Linked DNA regions of Homo sapiens: region 1 is linked to region 2. Evidence: chromatin contacts called from ENCODE Hi-C or POLR2A ChIA-PET data. All regions are on one chromosome and are shown on one strand. Each heading gives the region's core, a stretch centred on a gene start or an enhancer-like site at or near the end of the contact. The rest is flanking DNA. Distances are from core to core; before and after follow the strand shown.

The links. Hi-C counts contacts between places; a loop is a spot of excess contacts on that map. ChIA-PET counts read pairs that join two places held with the same protein, here RNA polymerase II (POLR2A). Pooled maps may share reads with other maps.
Region 1: a loop to region 2 is called in a pooled map, with 7 times the contacts of the local background. The contact joins two enhancer-like sites. A Hi-C loop is called at or near these places in 1 of 168 maps with a recorded cell type or tissue (PC-9), 4 of 37 single-sample maps with no recorded cell type and 9 of 50 pooled maps. POLR2A ChIA-PET finds 5 or more read pairs at or near these places in 23 of 52 experiments (AG04450, B cell, CD4-positive, alpha-beta T cell and 19 more).

The regions. Positions count from the first base shown.
Region 1 is chr5:179,833,046-179,837,126 of GRCh38, forward strand. SQSTM1 (sequestosome 1) reads left to right here. Exons shown (of 8, transcript NM_003900.5): 6 at 1-201; 7 at 542-737; 8 at 3,391-4,081. The coding sequence ends at 3,548. Among named protein-coding and RNA genes, the nearest start is that of SQSTM1, 14 kb to the left of the region's middle. RefSeq lists enhancers at 3,724-4,018, 3,800-3,949. Within about 2 kb of position 1,251, at least 2 of the 41 ENCODE cell types and tissues checked have a DNase peak (open chromatin) inside an H3K27ac peak, as active enhancers do.
Region 2 is chr5:179,778,166-179,783,517 of GRCh38, forward strand. No RefSeq gene overlaps it. Among named protein-coding and RNA genes, the nearest start is that of LTC4S, 13 kb to the right of the region's middle. Within about 2 kb of position 2,391, at least 2 of the 41 ENCODE cell types and tissues checked have a DNase peak (open chromatin) inside an H3K27ac peak, as active enhancers do.

The sequences.
Region 1 (4,081 bases), core at 1-2,500, 54 kb after region 2:
ATCGATGTGGAGCACGGAGGGAAAAGAAGCCGCCTGACCCCCGTCTCTCCAGAGAGTTCCAGCACAGAGGAGAAGAGCAGCTCACAGCCAAGCAGCTGCTGCTCTGACCCCAGCAAGCCGGGTGGGAATGTTGAGGGCGCCACGCAGTCTCTGGCGGAGCAGATGAGGAAGATCGCCTTGGAGTCCGAGGGGCGCCCTGAGGCAAGCCTGTGCCCCTCCCGCCACCTGGGACCACGGCCAGCCTAGTGATCTGTGGCCTGCACCTCCGCCTCATCCTCAGCACCTCTGCAGCCCCACTTACAAACCCGAGGGAGCTGCTGCTGCTGCAGTGATGTCTGTGCCATTAAAGTCACGCTGGGAACCTGCTAGAACTTTGTAGTTACTTGGTCTTTGTGAGTGGCCACTGTTCCCCCTAGACCCCTGCAGCCTTAACTGCACGTGTGCATGCGTGCTCCCCGACTGTCTGCCAGGAGCCAGGGCCATGGTCAGGCTTGGCCTGTTGCGCGTGTCTCCTGTGTGCTCATGGTGAGTTTTGTTCCAGGAACAGATGGAGTCGGATAACTGTTCAGGAGGAGATGATGACTGGACCCATCTGTCTTCAAAAGAAGTGGACCCGTCTACAGGTGAACTCCAGTCCCTACAGATGCCAGAATCCGAAGGGCCAAGCTCTCTGGACCCCTCCCAGGAGGGACCCACAGGGCTGAAGGAAGCTGCCTTGTACCCACATCTCCCGCCAGGCAAGTGAACCAAGAGGTTTTGTACATATTCCTACCTTTCCCTTTAGAGCATCCTGCCCTCCTCTGATTTCAGCGACACAAACAGAAGGATGAGATGTTCTCCACTGCAGGGCTGTCTGTAGGTGTGGGAGGTTAGGAGTTGGTTTTGTCCTATTATGTGTACCCTGAGCAATAGCGAGTAAGCTCTGCTAATGCAGTTCTGAAAATGTTTTTCTTTAGGCAAACTCCAGAGCCAGGAATATTAATTGTAGGAGTTTCTAAAACTTAACATGCAGACCAGGAATTAAGGCAGGTGTGACACAGAGAGGGGGCAGCACTGGGTGTGTCCCTACTACTCACACTCAAGTGCCGCCTCAGGGAGTGCTGGTCTGAGAGGGGGGGGGGTCATAGCCAAGATCCCTGTAGGAGCCAGGCAGAAGCCACCGTTGAAGTGGATGGTGTGGCAGGCAGCAGTGGGGGGGTGGGGGGTGGGGACAGCTGACAGAAACTCCTCATTGTCACATGGCAGCCGTGTGTAAACCAAGGTCCGTGTGCACAACCTGCTGTGGGCCGCCGCTGTGTGTCTTCTCTGCCTTAGGGCAGGGGATGGCGAGCTATGGCCTATGGGCCAAGAGTAGTTCTTATTTTTGTTTATTTATTTATTTATTTTTATTGATCATTCTTGGGTGTTTCTCGCAGAGGGGGATTTGGCAGGGTCATAGGACAATAGTGGAGGGAAGGTCAGCAGATAAACAAGTGAACAAAGGTCTCTGGTTTTCCTAGGCAGAGGACCCTGCGGCCTTCCGCAGCGTTTGTGTCCCTGGGTACTTGAGATTAGGGAGTGGTGATGACTCTTAAGGAGCATGCTGCCTTCAAGCATCTGTTTAACAAAGCACATCTTGCACCGCCCTTAATCCATTTAACCCTGAGTGGACACAGCACATGTTTCAGAGAGCACGGGGTTGGGGGTAAGGTCACAGATCAACAGGATAAGAATTTTTCTTAGTACAGAACAAAATGAAAAGTCTCCCATGTCTACTTCTTTCCACACAGACACGGCAACCATCCGATTTCTCAATCTTTTCCCCACCTTTCCCCGCTTTCTATTCCACAAAGCCGCCATTGTCATCATGGCCCGTTCTCAATGAGCTGTTGGGTACACCTCCCAGACGGGGTGGTGGCCGGGCAGAGGGGCTCCTCACTTCCCAGTAGGGGCGGCCGGGCAGAGGCGCCCCTCACATCCCGGACGGGGTGGCTGCCGGGCGGAGGGTCTCCTCACTTCTCAGACGGGGCGGCCGGGCAGAGACGCTCCTCACCTCCCGGATGGGGTCGCGGCCAGGCAGAGGCGCTCCTCACATCCCAGACAGGGCGGCGGGGCAGAGGCGCTCCCCACATCTCAGACGATGGGTGGCCGGGCAGAGACGCTCCTCACTTTCCAGACTGGGCAGCCAGGCAGAGGGGCTCCTCACATTCCAGACGATGGGCGGCCAGGCAGAGACGCTCCTCACTTCCCAGACGGGGTGGCGGCCGGGCAGAGGCTGCAATCTCGGCACTTTGGGAGGCTAAGGCAGGCAGCTGGGAGGTGGAGGTTGTAGCGAGCCGAGATCACGCCACTGCACTCCAGCCTGGGCACCATTGAGCACTGAGTGAACCAGACTCCGTCTGCAATCCCGGCACCTCGGGAGGCCGAGGCTGGCGGATCACTCGTGGTTAGGAGCTGGAGACCAGCCCGGCCAACACAGCGAAACCCCGTCTCCACCAAAAAAACACGAAAACCAGTCAGTCGTGGCGGCGCGCACCTGCAATCGCAGGCACTCGGCAGGCTGAGGCAAGAGAATCAGGCAGGGAGGTTGCAGTGAGCCGAGATGGCAGCAGTACAGTCCAGCTTTGGCTCGGCATCAGAGGGAGACCGTGGAGAAAGAGGGAGAGGGAAAGCTATATCATTCTTATGTCTTTGCATCATCATAGCTTAGCATCTACTCATAAGTGAGAACATATGATATTTGGTATCCATTCCTGAATTACTTTACTTAGGATAATGGCCTCCAGCTCCGTCCAAGTTGCTGCAAAAGGTATTATTTCGTTCCTTTTTGTGGCTGAGTAGTATTCCATGGTGTATATATACCACATTTTCTTTATCCACTCATTGCTTGATGGGCAGTTAGGTTGGTTCCACATCTTTGCAATTGTGAGTTGTGCTGCTCCAGATATCATCTTTAACTCCTTTGCCTTCTCCACATACATTTCCAAGTCCTGTTCATTCTACCTCCAAAATGTATCTTGTATCCATTCATCTCTCTCCATCTTCAATCTATTTCAATGCCCCATCATCTCTTGCATGGAGGAGTGTAATAATTGGCTAACTGGCCTGTTCTTACATTTTAAAATCAAAAGATGTGACAGGTGAAATGCCTATTTCAGTGTCCATTGATGGTTCTGCTTACACACCACCTGGCTGCCTGGTGTCGCAGTGGCAGAGTTGAGCAGTGTGAAAAAGACTGCTTGGCCCTTTACAGGGAAAGCAGGTCCACTGTGGCCTGTGAGGACGAGAGCTCTGGGCAGGCTCGGACACTGGCAGACCCTGGTCCTGGCTGGCCAAGGCAGCAGGGTATGTGTTTCGGGTCACTCACAGGGCTCAGCACCACTCCTCATGGCTTCCTTACTGTTTCGGCAGAGGCTGACCCGCGGCTGATTGAGTCCCTCTCCCAGATGCTGTCCATGGGCTTCTCTGATGAAGGCGGCTGGCTCACCAGGCTCCTGCAGACCAAGAACTATGACATCGGAGCGGCTCTGGACACCATCCAGTATTCAAAGCATCCCCCGCCGTTGTGACCACTTTTGCCCACCTCTTCTGCGTGCCCCTCTTCTGTCTCATAGTTGTGTTAAGCTTGCGTAGAATTGCAGGTCTCTGTACGGGCCAGTTTCTCTGCCTTCTTCCAGGATCAGGGGTTAGGGTGCAAGAAGCCATTTAGGGCAGCAAAACAAGTGACATGAAGGGAGGGTCCCTGTGTGTGTGTGTGCTGATGTTTCCTGGGTGCCCTGGCTCCTTGCAGCAGGGCTGGGCCTGCGAGACCCAAGGCTCACTGCAGCGCGCTCCTGACCCCTCCCTGCAGGGGCTACGTTAGCAGCCCAGCACATAGCTTGCCTAATGGCTTTCACTTTCTCTTTTGTTTTAAATGACTCATAGGTCCCTGACATTTAGTTGATTATTTTCTGCTACAGACCTGGTACACTCTGATTTTAGATAAAGTAAGCCTAGGTGTTGTCAGCAGGCAGGCTGGGGAGGCCAGTGTTGTGGGCTTCCTGCTGGGACTGAGAAGGCTCACGAAGGGCATCCGCAATGTTGGTTTCACTGAGAGCTGCCT
Region 2 (5,352 bases), core at 1,141-3,640:
TATCTGCAGTGATCTAAAAACACAAACGAGAACAGAAGTGAGTGGCCCTACCTGTGAGATGCACAGTGCTGAGCGGCACCCAGCGCTGGCTGCAGGATGGGAGGCTGGCTGCCGTATGATTGTTCGTGGGAAGAAATTTTGTAGAAGTTATCAAGCTCCTTAAAATGTTCGTGCTGTGTCTGCCTGGACAGTTGCAATTCTGAGAAGCGATCCTTGAAAATGATTCTGGGTATAGAAAAAGGTACAGCACAGTGGTGTTCTTAGTATGGCTGTTTACAGTCGCAGAAAATGAGATGCTAAACTGCTGCCCTAGGGGATTGGTTAAGCAAACTGGTGCTTCCACTCCATGAGATAGGATGCAGCCATTTGAAATATTTATGAAGGTTTTGGACAGTCATTTGGAATAATGGTTTTGTTGGGGCTCTTAACTTGCAAGCCAATAGAAAAGAAATCTGGCTAATATAATCCTATAAATTATTTCCCTACAGCCCATTTTTAAGGTTCCCAGTAACTTTCAGAATCAAAGGAGACATCGGATGGCCAGGCCTCAGTAGTGGCAAGGCCCAGGCAGTTCCAGATCCCTGCAGCCTGCCACTACCCCGAGTCTCTCCAGGTCACCAGCCAGGCTTGGGGGTGATGGAGGAGGACTCGGTAAGGGACAGTTCACTTGGCAAATGTTTAGGGAGCACCTGCTGTGGCCAGGCATTGCCCTAGAGGCAGGGAATATGATAGAAATTGCGGCAGTACAGGAAGGTAAGGTCCCTGTACCGCAGAGCTCACAGTCTCATGGGAAGGAGTTCTTACACAGGTGAGGTAAGTGTTAGGGAGAAACTAAAGCCAGGTAATGAGAGAGGGCAGTGGGGCTGCAGAGGCTGGGGTGAGCCACAGACTACTGTAGACACGGTAGCAACGTAGGTCTCTTAAGAAAGTGACACACAACGTAGGCCTAATCACAGCACTTTGGGAGGCCAAGGTGGGAGGATCACTGAGACCAGCCTGGGCAACATAGAGAGACCCTGTCTCTGTAAAAAAAAAAAAAAAAAAAATTAGGCATGGTAGCACACACCTGTGGTCCCAGCTACTCAGGAGAATAAGGTGGGAGGATCACTTCAACCCAGGAGGTTGAGGCTGCAGTGAGCCAAGATCATGCCACTGCACTGCAGCCTGGGCAGCAGAAACCCTGTCTCAAAAAACAGTGCTGTTAACAGGAAGAGGGAGGAGTGCTTAGGAGCAAGTTAACAGATGCCTGCACATGTTAAATTTAAAAGCAGGCCGGGCACAGTGGCTCACGCTTGTAATCCCAGCACTTTGGGAGGGATCTGTCTGCCTGGGCAGACAGATCACCTGAGGTCAAGAGTTCCGAGACCAGCCTGGCCAACATGGCAAAACCCTGTCTCTACTAAAAATACAAAAATTAGCTGGGCCTGGTGGCACGTGCCGGTAGTCCCAGCTACTTGGGAGACTGAGGCAGGAGAATGGCTTGAACCTAAGAGGCAGAGATTGCAGTGCCAGGATCGTGCCACTGCATTCCAGCCTGGGCGACAAAGCTAAACTCTGTCTCAAAACAACAACAACAGCAACAACAAAAACCCACAAATTTGAAAGCAAGCAATATGCCACTGCATTTAGTAGGATGGTGGCTCTTGCCATCCTCCAGGTGCCTGTGAGCTGCAACCAGCCTGCAGTGCAGGCCTGTGCTGTTCTGAAACCTCTGCCAGCCTGGACAAGACTTGCCCGCCTCCCCTGTCCAGCCCCAGAAGATGCCCAAGGTAAGTCAAGGACAAGCTCCAGGGTCTCTTGCTTGCCCCTGGAGTTGGATGGCACACCATGGTTGGTGGCATTATCAGTAATGCTCCCTGCAGGCCAGCCAGCTGATGCCTGGAGCTGGCAATGTGGCTCTAAAGCTGTTGAAAGATGCAAGATGTTAGCTACCTGCGAACTTGGTCCAAAGCTAGTGGCTGAACTTCAGTGTTCCAGGCACTGCCCTGGCCAGCACAGGAAATGGCGAGTGGTGGCAAATGTCTTGACTGGACTTTTCTTCCCCTTTTGCGTTCAAGCAGTTAATGTCCTGGCCACTCTTCAGATTGGCTTTACTTATGCTTCATGGATAATTTGCTCTTCGCACGCTTACAGTAAGCTGAGCTGCAGAGTTTAGCTAGTGCATGAAAACCATTTCATGGACGTTGGGAAAGATAACTTCAGACTCCCACCCAAAGCAGAAACCAGCGCCACAAGGGGAGAATTCAGGGATCCACCACCCTGTCAGTCTTCTGGGAAGGGTCACGTACATTAGGAAGAACTAGATGCCATCTGCTGCAAAAACAAACAAATGCAGCCAGCTGCCTGCTGGAGGCAGGGCTGCAGAACGGACTTACTCTGAGGATTTCCACACTGCGGGCGACCTTAAGCAAGCCCTGACCACATGGGCTGTGGTGAGAAGCAGCAGGCCGTGTTAGATTGCTATGTGGGATCAGTGTGGAGGCCTCCACTTTTCTTTGTGCCTGGAAAGCAGAACTTTTCAAGACTGAGGACGAAAAACTGGAATTTTGCATCCTTATTAAGATCTAACTACATTTTATGTAGCAGAGACAACTGCTTGCTCACTACTTCTGGATTTATTACTACTGATAACATTTCTCATGAATTTTAAAGTTTTAGGCTGGTTCTATACTTGTAATAACAGATGATTTTATATAACGCAAGACAGAGTCCAACCACATGCAGAATCTTCAAGAGCTATAGATACTGCCGTCCGAGCTCTCTAGAGCTAGAGGCCTAAGGAGGTCCTAGCCCCCAAGTAATAAAAAATTTAAATCTTGGCAGGGTGCGGTGGCTCATGCCTATAATCCCAGCACTTTGGAAGGCCAAGGCAGGAGTATCGCTTGAGTCCAGTAGTTTGAGACCAGCCTGGGCAACATGGTGAGACCCCATCTCTACAAAAAGTTAGCCGAGCGTGGTGACACACTCCTGTAGTCCCAGCTACTAGGGAGGCTGAGGTGGGAGGCTTGCTTGAGACTGGGAGGGCGAGGCGGCAGTAAGCCATGATGGTACCACTGTGTTCCAGCCTGGGTGACAGAGTGAGATACTGCCTGAAAAATGAGAAAAATTAAATCTTGCCGGGCATGGTGGCCTTTGCTTGTAGTCTCAGGTACGCAGGAGACTGAAGAGAGATGATCGCTTGAGGCCAGGAGTTTGGGGCTGCAGTGAGCTATGATTTTACCTGTGAGTAGCCACTGCACTCCAGCCTAGGCAACATAGCAAGACTGTCTCTTTTTTTTTTTGAGATGGTCTCACTATGAATTGCTCAGGCTGGAATGCAGTAGCATGATCATAGCTCACTGCAGCCTGCACCTCCTGGGCTCAAGCACTCCTCCCACATCAGCCTCCCGAGTAGCTGGGGCTACAGGCGTGTACCACCATGCCAAGCTAATTTTTTTAAAAAAAATTTGTAGAGACAGGGTCTTAGTATGTTGCCCAGGCTGGTCTCAAAACTCCTGGGCTCACGCGAGCCTCCTGCCTCAGCCTCCCAAAGTGTTAAGATTACAGGCATGAGCCACCACACCCAGCCAACCCTGTCCCTTAAAACATAAAAAGATAAATCTGTGGCTTCTTTTTGATTCTTGCTTGTGCAGTAACAGGCATGTTCCTTAAACTTTGCAGCTGTCTGTCATTCCTTGCATTTAACCTACTCTATCCAGTTGATCCTGGATTCCCCTCCCCTGGGTCCACTTCTTAGTAAACCTATGGCATTATAGGAACACTAGAGCAGGAGAACAGGGCGAGTCTAAGCCTGAGTGTGCCACTGCTAACCATGTATGGGACCTCTCTGTGGCTGTCCCAAAGCGGGGAGATTGGACCAGACTGAGCGGACAGTTACAGAGGCTGTGATACACTCCAGATACCTGTCAGGACTGAGACCCATTTCCAGGAGTGTTGGACACTCATTGTTCAGAGCTGCTGCCAGCTCATAGCTGACTCTTCCTGGGAATTGTGTTCAGTGGAGGGGAGCTGCCCAAGGTTATGCCCTCTTCCAGGGGCAGCCCATGTCTGGAGACTTGTCGATATGGGAGTATGGAGACCCCAACACCCTTGCCTCAATTTGGGACATCTCCAAAGAGCCATCCTGGCTCCACTGCACCGGTGCTGTCGTCTTGAGGCCTCTGCTGCGTCTGCATCTCAGTTCCACCTCTCGCCTGCCCAATCCAGTAGCCCTTGCTCCCTTATGAGTGGTGCTGATGCCCTTTGAAATCTGCCTTTGGGGCACCTGGCTCGAGAGACTTGGTGCGGGGAGTGGTCCCAGGAAGCCGACTGTAAGCTGGCTCGCTGCTGACTGCTGGCCATGATGACCCCATCACCTGTGGCAAGTGGGACAGCTGTAAAGAGGAACTGTTAAACGTTCGCTGTGGTGGCACCAGGGCAGGACACTGGGGAAGGGAATAGAGTACCCTAGGCCTTTGGGAAGTGTAAGTGGAGGAGTGACTGTGACCTTGAGAGAGATGTTGCGGGGGTTATAGGTGATACCTCGGAGAAAGATAATGAAAAGCTGATCATGACTAATCACTAGAAAAGACACGATGTGAGATCCGTTAGAGGCCTCCTTGGCAGCCAGGCAAGAGGGTGGACACAGCTGAAGGGATCAGGCATGGGGTTGTTACTAAGGCTTCAGAGCTCCAAGAAGGTAGAACTTTCAACCTAGCCGAGTGTGCCATACCAAGGTCATTGTCCTAGTTAGGAATGTGGGACCCTTACACTGGGATGGGGACATCTGGATCGATACTCTAGAACTCTAGAAAACCTGGACACCCCAGCCCCGCCACCCTCCCCCACACCCTGAAACCTCTAAGCCCACTCCTCCCTGTTAAGGGCCGGTGCTTTGCTCTTGTTTGAAGGTCATGCCCAGGCCTCTGCCACCTCCCCTTAGGATCTGTGCTCACCACCCCTCCTGGCCCCTGGACCAAGAAGGTCAGCAGGAGGGTGCTGGGCCTGCCAGAGAAGAAAGAAGATGAGCTGCCTGGGGGGAGCAGGAGTGTGCCTGAGACAAGGGCATGGCCATATGGGGCTCTGCTATGACCTAGGACTCAGCACCCTTGCAGAGCCCCCAGGAAGCAGTGCCCGTAGGCTGCCAGCTCGGTCGGCTCTCTGAAACTTCCCAGGAAGCCATGGCCCACAAGGAAGAGAATAGCAACCTAGGGGCAACCGTGGCAGCTCTGCAAGAAGCGAACGAACGCCCAGAGAAGCGGGTGTGGGAGAGTGGAAATGCAGCTGACCCCTGAACAACGCAGGTCTCAACTGCCTGGGGCCACTTACATGTGGGTTTTTCAATAAATATATTGGAAATTTTTTTTGAAATTT